2 separate regions of the Homo sapiens genome follow, and region 2 is linked to region 1. Evidence: chromatin loops called from intact Hi-C (ENCODE). Cell type or tissue: heart left ventricle. All regions are shown on one strand. Each heading gives the region's core, and the rest is flanking DNA. Links, peaks and the distances in the headings are about the cores only.

Region 1 (5,384 bases), core at 169-5,168:
ATAATGTGGTGATATTTTTTCTTGTTCATTCTTTTTTTTTTTTTTTTAGATGGAGTCTCACTCTGTCTCCCAGGCTGGAGTGCAGTGGCATGATCTTGGCTCATTGCAACCTCCACCTCCTGGGTTTGAGCAATTCTCCTACCTCAGCCTCCTGAGTAGCTGGGATTACAGGTGTCCGCCACCACGCCTGGCTAATTTTTGTATTTTTGGTAGAGATGGGGTTTCACCATGTTGGCCAGGCTCGTCTCGAACTCCTGACCTCAAATGATCTGCCCACCTTGGCCTCCCAAAGTGCTGGGATTACATGCATGAGGCATCATGCCTGGCCTTTTGTTCATTCTTTTTTTAATCAAAAAGCTGTTATTCAATCTATAGTATATCTCAGAACCGGTGGCATCTTAGAATCAAGGAACTAGAGTGACTTAAGCAGGTTATTTTCCTGAGGACAAGCTTGCCATGCTGCATGCAGAAGAGGAGTGCTGAAGGTGGGTAAAGGCACCTGGGGCTCATCCTGGCTGCACAATAGAATCGCCGTGACACTTTTTGTTGACTTTCGTAGGAAACCCAGGCATCAGTATTTTTTCAATTCTCTTTGCAAACCAGGGTCAAGAGCCACTAATTTAGGTCACCTTGAAGATGGAGAAAAGGGAAGAAAAGGGTGCCACTATTAGGAAACACAAAAAGTGATGGCAGACAACCAGATAGACTTCAGAACTTCACTCTCCTGTCCAGGACCAGGCTTCATTACTATTGCCAATTTGCTAACACTCCAGCCTTACAGCTCCTGAGTAACTTTCACGATCTCTCTAGGGCCCCAAGAAAATTACAATTGAAGAATTTAACTAATAATGGTTTCTGACAAGAAGAAATCAAATATGCTTTCACCTACTCCAAACTCAGCACATATTCAGAAGCAAGATGTATCTTATAAATACATTTCCTATAACTTGTAAACACCTCATTTCCACCATAAAGTCAAGCTCCTGGCTTGAATGAAGAAGTGCTCAGTATTTGCTGAATTGAATTAAATTCACTCCCTCAGGTGTTACTGTCCCTTTTAAAGGGGAGAACAAAATTCAAGAGACAACAATAAGGGGTGCAAAGGAACTAGCCAATTCTAGTTACCTTCTTTACCTAGCAACAGAAAGAGACCTACACAGGTGCAAATAAATGTTGCCTCAGATATTTGCTACCACTGCCAATATCCCTATTTATTTGTTAAATACAGAAAAAAAAACCCAACACAATAAATTTTACAGTGTCTCCCAACTGTCTCAAGACCCAGAGTATAGACTTCTAAACCCAAACACTGGATAAGAGTCTCAAGCCATGCTTTGCTATACCCATAGGATGTGTTTAGGTGGACAGGCCCTGATATTGCCAAGGAGTTGGTTTCAAGCAGTAGAGTCTGAAACTTTACCCTATCTTTTTAGAAACAGTAATTCTCACAATTCCACCAGAGTCAGTTTTCCTTTGTTTTACATTTATTTATTTAGAGAGTTCTAAATATATGCTGGTCTGTTGAAACAGTCTCTGGGACCAAGTACAATAAAAACATTAATTAAAACACACAATTAGAAACACCCAGCAGCGAACCTGGAACAGCATCAAATGAGCTCTCCCGTTTAAATGTCAGTCATAGAAGATAAAGCCTGCGGGTGACCTGCAATGTGGTCCCCTGGCTTTTCTGTGGATTCTTAACTGATGCTGAGGTGAGCACTCTCTGCCAATGGATGCCCATACCCAATCAGTCCATTTCTCTCCTAACTCTTTATTTGGCACAGACTCTTCCTGCCTCTTCTTTTATTCTGCAATGGACTAATGAGAAATTCACAGAATCCCCAAGCTTGGCAGAGATCTGGGCACGAGAATCTTACATAACAGTTGGGCTTTGGCAGGGCAGGACCAGAAGGGCTGGGAGCCCTCAGCTGAAGTGTGCTCTGCAATTTGTGGGCATTGTCACTCTCTCTGAGACTGTATACCCTTGCTTATGGCTCTGAATACTTCAGAATCCAAAAGCAGCAGCAGAATTAACATGGAATGCACACAGAAAGAGTCAAAGGGAACAACACTGAGGGAATAGCATAGATTCAGAAAATGTGAACTCTTCAGATTTGGAGGTGGGGAACCCATCTACAAAAAAAAGAGGTAGGAAACTTTCACTCCCTTGTGACATAGAAATTCCAAATTTGTTTACACAGTTAATTCGGCACGAAAATTTTGAATCTAGCACAGACCTGTTAAGAAATAAGATCTTGTTATTTGCAGACATGTTCTGTCAAGGGATTGTAACCTGTGAAGGATGCCATCAATAGGAAATATGACTTTATAAATTCCATCTTTTTCTTAAAGGCTCTCAAGTAAAACAAAAGCAAAAGATTTTCGCTTCCTTCTTTTATGTATAATTTCCCACAAACCTCCCATCTTAGAAAAACAAGAAAAGAGATGTAAAAAAAAAAAAAATAGCAGATCAATTCTAGGTAGGAATAGTATTTCAAAAGTGGTGGGAACTTATTATTTACTGTTCCACTGGATTCTGTATTATTCATTCCTCTTTATTTTTCCTTAATGACAAATGTGCCAATATCTTATTACAAAGAGGCTACCACCAAAGTAGATAAAAACTGCCTTTTATCAAACATCTGGCCCACATTACATCTCTAGAGTCCCTTTTCAATCAGCCACAGTGTTTTTTACAATTTTGTGATTTCATCAAATTGGCTGAGTCTCATGTGCTGCCTGCTACTACATTCTGAAGTGCCAGGCTGGTACCTAAGAGGAAAAATAACATTTTTCTTCACTCTTAACCCACATTCTGACTTCTCATGCTGAATTCAATCTTCAGCTAATTAGTTCAAGAGCAAGCAACTTTAACCGAGATTCGGTATTACTTTCCTGTTTCTGAGAGCTGGGCTTTCCCCAAATGTTGCTCTCTTGTTACCCTTTGCATTTTAAATGAAGCCATTTTGGAGCATAGCTCTTGTTTTTCCTTTAATATATGCACCCCTTGGGGCTGCGCTGAAGCTTTTGATGGCTCTCTGCCGGCAGTCAGGGCAACAGGACGTCTGCAAGACCCAGCTTTGTCCTGCAGTTGGCATTCATTGCACAGCCCAAGCTGAACAGGGACATTGCAAGTCAATTTTCTCAGAAATGCAGGGTCCCTAGTACTCTAACATAGAGTCTCGAATCTCACTTAGTTTCCACCATTTCATTTTGTTTTAAACATGTAGTATTTCCTTTATTGATAGTTTATGGAATAAAGTTATTCCACAGAAGTCAATTTTCAGATTAACTGAAAACTCAATGTAAGAGTTTGTTGGAAATTCTTTCTAAAATGTTAAATACTTTCCTTGGTCTCAAACAAGGTACACTAAATGTATCTAACTTTTTCTTGATGATTTAGGGTCATCTTTAAACTATCTCATTACATAGGGGTATAAAACAATAACAAATGCATAGAATGAGTTGCCCCTACATTAAATTGCCCCAGGCCACTATGCTTCCTTTGTTACTTTGGCAAATTTTTGTGTTTTATTTTTCTCTCCTTCTGTACTATCAAAGTATCCATAGTCATTCTGCACTGATGTTCTTGTATCAGTCTAGAAACAAACTTTGGGTTTATTGCCTCCAGTTTGCAGATGGCTAGAAACCTAAATAAACAAATCTGTTGCAACAACATCTCCATTAAAAATAAATCCGTTCTAGAGTTATAGGAGGTTCTATCTTCTCATGTAAATGCACGACATCTATTCTGGTTGTATAAAGGTCTTGAGGACTTAATTCCAGCTCATTATTCATATTCCACAGAAGAGAGGTTACCAAACACTTGTCTCTGGATATTTCACAGTTAAGTTCAGTGGTCAGCAATCAATTTGTTCACCATCAAAGTTCTCCTCTTTCCTGATTGTTCTTATCTTCTCTTTGTCTGATTCCTGCTTTGAGTCATTTTCAGTAAGCTTTACATTATCCACCAACAGGAAAGAAAGCATGAAGGAAAGAGCAAAACATTTTAATCTATGCAAATTGAACTTCAATTTTTTTTTTGGTGGGGGAAGCATGAAAGTACATTGAAATTTGAGATTATTTGAACATTTTATTTTTTTAATTTGCTTCTCACCAAAATGGAAGCCTGAAGCTTGGCTGTGACACAGGCACCTACCACTTTCTTTTTTTTTTTTTTTTTTTTTTTTTCTTTTTTTGAGACAGAGTCTCCCTCTGTCACCCAGGCTGGAATCCAATGGTGCAATCTCACCTCATTGCAACCTCTGCCTCCCGGGTTCTAAGCGATTCTCCTGCCTCAGCCTCCTGAGTAGCTGGGATTACAGCCATCTGCCACCATGTCTGGCTATTTTTTGTATTTTTAGTAGAGACAGGGTTTCGCCATGTTGGCCAGGCTAGTCTCGAACTCCTGACCTCAGGTGATCCACCTGCCTCGGCCTCCCAAAGTGCTGTGATTACAGGCGTGAGCCACCGCGCCCGGCCAACCACTCTTATATGTAGCATTCTGCCCTACTTATAAAAGTCTCAACCCCTTTGACTAAAATCCCAACAGCTTTTTGAAATGCCTGTTCAAGATGATCCAGGCCAAGTTGACTTGGAGTGTCAAAAGAGCCCCATAGAAATATAAAAGCTTTTATTCAACACCACACTGAATGATACTGGCACTGGTCAGGAATAGGATGACCAACTCAATCTGGTGTGCCAAGGACCATCCTAATTTGAAGTTGAAAGTCCCATGTCTTGGGAACTTTCTCAGTCCTAGGCAAATTGAGACAATTGGTCACCCTACTGGAAGGTGAACCCTCAAAGGTCTCTCGTGTTTTCCCCCAGGTGGAGCTTTTATCTTCAAAGCATTTCTAAGAATTCAAAGACATCCATCTTCTTCTTTTCTCTTTCTGCCAAGTCAGTCTGGCTAATTCTTTCTTAGAAACATGTCTAACATCAATCCCGTCTTTTCCTATTGCCACCAGTTTGGGCCTTTATCCTCTGGTCCTGGGTTACTTCCATGAAGTCTTCCTGTCTTCTCTCCAGTAAACATGCTACTCTCAGATTAATCTTTTTAAAACCCTGTTTTGCACAAGTTCCAGTTAAAGTCCCAGCTCTTCCATAAAGTCTGGCATCTTCCTGGGCAGGAGGGAACGAGTGAGCAGGGCAGAAGAAAGGCGTGGCAAGAGGTATCAGCTGCTCAGTGCTGGTAAGAGTGCTGCAGGGCCAGTGGAGGGATTATTACCTCCCAGAAGCTGCTAAGGAGCAAAATCAAGACAGGCTGCAGAGCAGAGACAGGCAGGGAACTAAGGTCAGTAATATAGAAAAGAGGTCTGAGTCAATCACCAAGCTAAGGAAGCCTAGCCACAGATATAAAACCCCATTATCAAGGTGAATAC
Region 2 (5,384 bases), core at 205-5,204, 81 kb before region 1:
GAAGGAAAAAAAAAGAGTTTAGCTGGGTATGACATACTCACAAAGATGCCAGAAAATACTCCTAACAATTAACAATCATTTAACAGTAGACAATGTTGTTTCCTTGAGATTCTGAAAGCATAAGCTTCATGTTGCCAGTGGGCAAAAACAGCTGAAGAATGAGAAGTAAAGCCTTTGTTTCTTTGCTCTTCCTCTGTTTCAGCCTATGACCCATTGGTTCATCTGGTTTATGTGTAGTACAGATGAGTCACAGATTGGTCGTTCACATGCATTAGTTGGTTTTCTTCCCCATGTTCATGAACTGTATGCCTAACCTCATCCAATCATCTGGCAAATGAACACTGTTGTCCACAGAGGAAGCTACGTGAGGGGGGTCCATTTGCAATGCAAATCCGTCATCATTGCTAGAAAAGCAATTCGAAGTAGCATGATTTTTTTCCTATGAGAACAGCATATTGTAAAGTTCTGATAGAACACAATGCAATGCCAAGGGCTTCTAGGACACTTGATTTCGCCACTCTCTAAAACAAAGAAATGAACTATCAGGGAGGCTGATAATTTGTTGATTTTGGTGATATTTTTGTTTATCATTTAAAGCACACCAAATTATTAACAATCTGTTTTGCCAGAACTGATAAGAATCTAGAACTATAAATCTACTGCTGGCCATCGATTAAGACAGTTCTCTCTTGTTACTTAATATTAGTATTTATTTTCTCCACTAGAACTGCTTAGCTTGAGTGAATTCTAGCTGATAATTTCAGAAGGGTGAAAAGCTAACTAGAACTGGGCATTTGGCCCAGATAAATCTGATTCCAGTACTATGAAAGAAACAGCAAGGGAACTAGAAAGTCTTTGACAAAAAAATGTTGATAATTGGCTAAAAACTGGGGAGGGAAACAGAAAACTTGGAGAGCTATGAATGTTATTCTAAGTAGAAGAAAGACGCAAGGGAGGAATCAAGGTGCTGTGACATTAACAACCCTATCTTTAAGGCTAAAAAAAATTAAAAACACCTATAAATTCACTTAAAACTACTCTCCAGAACTCATAGGAAATAAGTCTTCCTCAGGACCTAAATTGCAGAAACAAAATGGAAATCTGGTGTTTGAATCTCTGCTCTGTGTGACCCTGGGCAAGTTCCCTCAACTGAGTCTACATTTCAGTGACATCCTTTTTTTTCTTCATCTGTAAACTGTGGATGAAGTAACTACCTCTTCCACAGGGCTATTAGGATTAAATAAGAAGCTTTGTAATTCTGCCTTCCCAATCAAATAATAGATCTTTTTATATTGCTAAGAATTTACCTATTTTTATACCAATTAATTTTAGAATGTTACCAAGTTTGTATATGAATCTGTATAAAATATTATATACTTTTTTCTAAATCAGATTTCAATCTACATAATTTATTATATTAATTACTCAGGTTATCATTATCAATAGCAAATACTGGATGAGTAAAACAGTAGTAAACTTCAGTGCCCTCAGGTCTTGCTGAAGTAATTCTTACCTTCCAGGATTATATTGAAAAACAAAATACTCCAAATACCTCTAAGACCTTCACTCAGTGAGTCCCTTTTATTTAAAAAGTTTCAGAGAGTAAGTAAAAAGAGTACTTTGGTAGGAACTAGTTTATCACCCTGTCTCTAGAAAGGATTGGGAGCAATCATTTTGAGCAGGTGGGTATCTAAATCATTAAGAATGTTGGGAGGAAGGAGGCCAATGGTAAAGAAGCTCTTCCTTCTAACAAACATGAATCCTTTACCTTGACCATTTTTCTACTTTACTCCATTTATGAGATTAAATCAGTTTGATTGAGGAAGCTAGGTATAATAAGGTTTTAAATCCACACAGATCAAGAAGTATCACCAACTTGAATTTAACCACTATCTTTTCTTTAACCACAAGAGTTCACAGGATAGCACCATTAAATAATATTTGCAAAGCATGCACAGTGCCCCACACAGAACTAGTAAAGATACGGTTATTTTACTCCAGGGGTTTACAGTCTGGAAACAAAAAAAGTATATTGTGAAGAATCTGAATACTTTTAAAAATCTGTGTGTTATTGTTGAGGATAGACTCTCTATTTCAGAGATGGAGAAACAAAGAGAAAAAATTGATACCATGACCCTAGATCACACAGGGAGTGACAGATTCAAAATAATTTCAGTCTTCTTTGTCCTATTACTAGTGCATTCTCATCACTAGTCTACAGTGGCTTATTCAAAAGTAGTTCTAAATTATTTCTTAAACCAAAAGCAGCACAAATTATAAAAGTCTAAATGGTACTCAACACCATTCAAGGTGCAGATAATTTTTGCCCATGAAAACATGCTAAAGGGACTCCATGTTGTGGTAAGTTATCAAATTATGGAAAGAACATTGCAGAGATTAAAATGTTGCATAAGAGAGAGAAAGCAGCATGAGTCAGGGGTTTGGGAAATATGAGTCAGACTGAAGGGAAGGAGCCAAAAACATAGAGAATGAGGGCCTAAGCAGGGACTTAATGGACACCACAGAGATGTGGACAAAGTTGTCTCCATTAACTTTGAGAGAAAATCAAATGTGCGGTTCCCTAGACGTGGGGGTCGGTGTGATAAAGAGGCTAGAAGAGCTGAGCAAAGATTAGCCTGTGTTATTTAAAGCAACTAACGGTGCCAAAGTCAGCAAGAGAGGGACCTACAATAGTATAAATCACTAGGAGGGAGCACGTGGGCACATTTTTGAAAAATGAGGGAATCACCAAATATTGCCATTAGCTATTGTTAATGTATTAGAATGACGAAATGTGTTATGGTATTTTAGGAAGCACAATCTATTATTTTGTTCTTTGGTAATGTTAACATTAGGCTCTGTCTACATAGTTCAGAGAGACTCCTTATGTTGTTCAATCCAGACTCTCTAATCCTGCCTTTAAGGCCTTGAATTTTGTTCACGACAGATCTAGCATTTCATGATCCTCTTCAACCAGGCACTGCACCAGGCTCCTCACACAGAGCCCCGGCAGCTGTGCTGACGCCATCTGTCTGCCATTCTTCTCATGGAAACCAGTTTTGTCTTATCAGCATTTTCTAATGTGAGCTGCTTTCTGCCTAGAAACAGCTTCCTTTTCCTGGCAACCCATGTATCTCGTCTTCTTCAAAATGCAGTGGAGAACCCACCTCTTCTGGCGAATCTGCTTTATACCTCATAGCCTCTGCACTCCTGGACTCACTTGCTCAACATCATTTTTCTTTTACTAACATCTTACTGATTTTGCTGTGTTTCTCAGATATACCTTGTTACTCTGCTTCATACATTTTTAGCTCCATTAGGTAAAACACTGATCCTACTTTTCCTGAAACTTTAGGTACCAATTCTCAGCAAATGGTAATAACTCATTTATCCATTTATTGCACAAATATTTATTGAAAATCCACCATGTTTCATGCACTATCCTAGGCACTGGGAATACAGGGGGGAAAATAAGACATAGATCCCCCATCCCCACCCAAAGAGCTTGGGTCCAGGTCCCAGGAAATTTATTAACTGACTGCCTGAAAAACCAAGTGAGCTTAACTGTCAAGGATAAATTATAATCATGCAAAAACAACAAAAAATTTCTCCCCATAGTAATTTGTCCTAGATTATCAGGAAAATCATGGCTGACCTGAGTAGTTTCCCTTATAAATAAAGCATTGCTTTTGCTAATGCAGATATTCTCCCATACAAATGTAGGAAACAGATTTTTCTTACACACCATGGAGATACCTACAAAAGGCTGTGTTTGCACTATGGGAAGTCAGGAGCAAGTAGAGGGCAGTGGACTGTCATCAACACTCCTGGGAGAGCCACCTTTTCCAGAGCATCTGCACAGGGATGGGTATTCTGCTTTGAGTTTCTGACATCATTGTCCATTTTAGTAAATTTTGTATCATAGTGAGCTTTCTGGTATTTATGACAAATGGAAATGCATAGAAGTAGAAAAGCCAAACATAACGGAATTTAACAATGTATAATAATTTTATATGACTTTGCATAGATGTGTAAATAAGTAATTCCAGGATCTCAAAGTATAATTTTCAAAATAATATTGTGTTATTTAAATAAACTAATAAATTGACATTAACGTAATTGAAAATAGGTCAAAGAAATTCAGTCTGTTTATAGCCTTTAGCATTAGATAAACCACCAACAGCAAAGGAGAGGATAAATATTCTAAACCACAGCCAGAGAAGCCATAAATGGAAATGTAGTTAGTAGCTGCCTCCTGGTCACAGAGGTCACTTTTTTGACAATTTTATGAGTCCCAGTAAGTAAAATGTGTAATCACCAGTCAGTCCTAGGTGAGGCAAGTCTTGTTGCAGCTTTGTTTGGGTGTTGGTGGAGAAAGGGAAGGAAAGTAGTGGCAGTGAGCACAGTGGTATTTGTTTTTTGTTGTTGTTTGTTTTTATTAATTTAACTCACCTAATATTTTTATTAAATAACCCACTCAGAAGGTAAACAGACCTCATTCTTAAGAAGGAGTAGCACAGGTTTTTGTGTTTAAAATCTACTTAATGATACATTAATTCCACTGGAAATGTTAGCCTATTTATCAGACACTAAGAAATGAGCAACAAGAAAGTAGGAAGGAAGTCATAGGGCATCAGTTGTAGGAATGCAGCGGGGTGGAGGCAGTTTGCAGATAGATGTCAAAAAGAAAAGCCTCAGTCACTGCTGAGGCCTCCCTTAGAAAATGCAGCAGCCAGCCCAGGGCCTTGATCTGCTGCCAGAGGAAACTTGCCACATCTGAATCTAACATTGCCGTATCTCTCAGGACTGTTATCACTGCAAATGCTGGCAAATGTTCTTGACATAAAACAATAGATACTCTGCTGTCATTTCTGCATTAACGAGTCATAAAGCTCTGAAGAAACCCCAGTAAAAAGGTTTTCATCAAGTGCATCTGAGAAAATAATAAAAGACACAAAAAACAGCAGATAATTTCAAAGCAGGATTGTTGCACCATCGCATAGTACCTAAAAAGGACAGTTTGTAATCACTGACTTGAAAATAATACTAGTAGTAATTATAATAAATTTCAAAACAAAACAAAATAACAAAAACCTTAGCCAAAACTTTAAAACCAAGTTCAAAGAATTACGTAAGTGGATGCTTTATAGATTATTATCCAATAAATAGCCATACATCACTCAAGTATTTTTCATCTCCCCTCCCTCTTTCTTATCGAAAGAATCTCTCTTATCATTTCCACACCCAGCTAAGTGAAGCTGATTTCTGAGGACAACCCTTTTACAATCTCAACTTCATATATTATTATACTGCATAGTGTAAATGCGCAGTCCTCCTTGAAAATACAGAAAAGTGAAAGGCAAACCAACCTCAGGGTCTACTCT

What was found. Peaks named below come from ENCODE experiments on the same cell type or tissue, not always from the same donor. Only the 100,000 strongest peaks of a DNase experiment are listed, where the experiment ranks them.
Region 2: a loop joins it to region 1, with 2.0 times the contacts of the local background. A loop is called at or near these places in 4 of 110 quality-filtered maps.

The regions. Positions count from the first base shown.
Region 1 is chr2:55,802,347-55,807,730 of GRCh38, reverse strand. No RefSeq gene overlaps it. Among named protein-coding and RNA genes, the nearest start is that of PNPT1, 110 kb to the right of the region's middle. In heart left ventricle, for the core only: no CTCF peak of the experiment used is centred there; no DNase peak of the experiment used is centred there.
Region 2 is chr2:55,882,945-55,888,328 of GRCh38, reverse strand. The region is part of intron 5 of EFEMP1 (EGF containing fibulin extracellular matrix protein 1); the gene reads left to right. Among named protein-coding and RNA genes, the nearest start is that of EFEMP1, 38 kb to the left of the region's middle. In heart left ventricle, for the core only: no CTCF peak of the experiment used is centred there; no DNase peak of the experiment used is centred there; H3K27ac peaks cover 3,937 bases.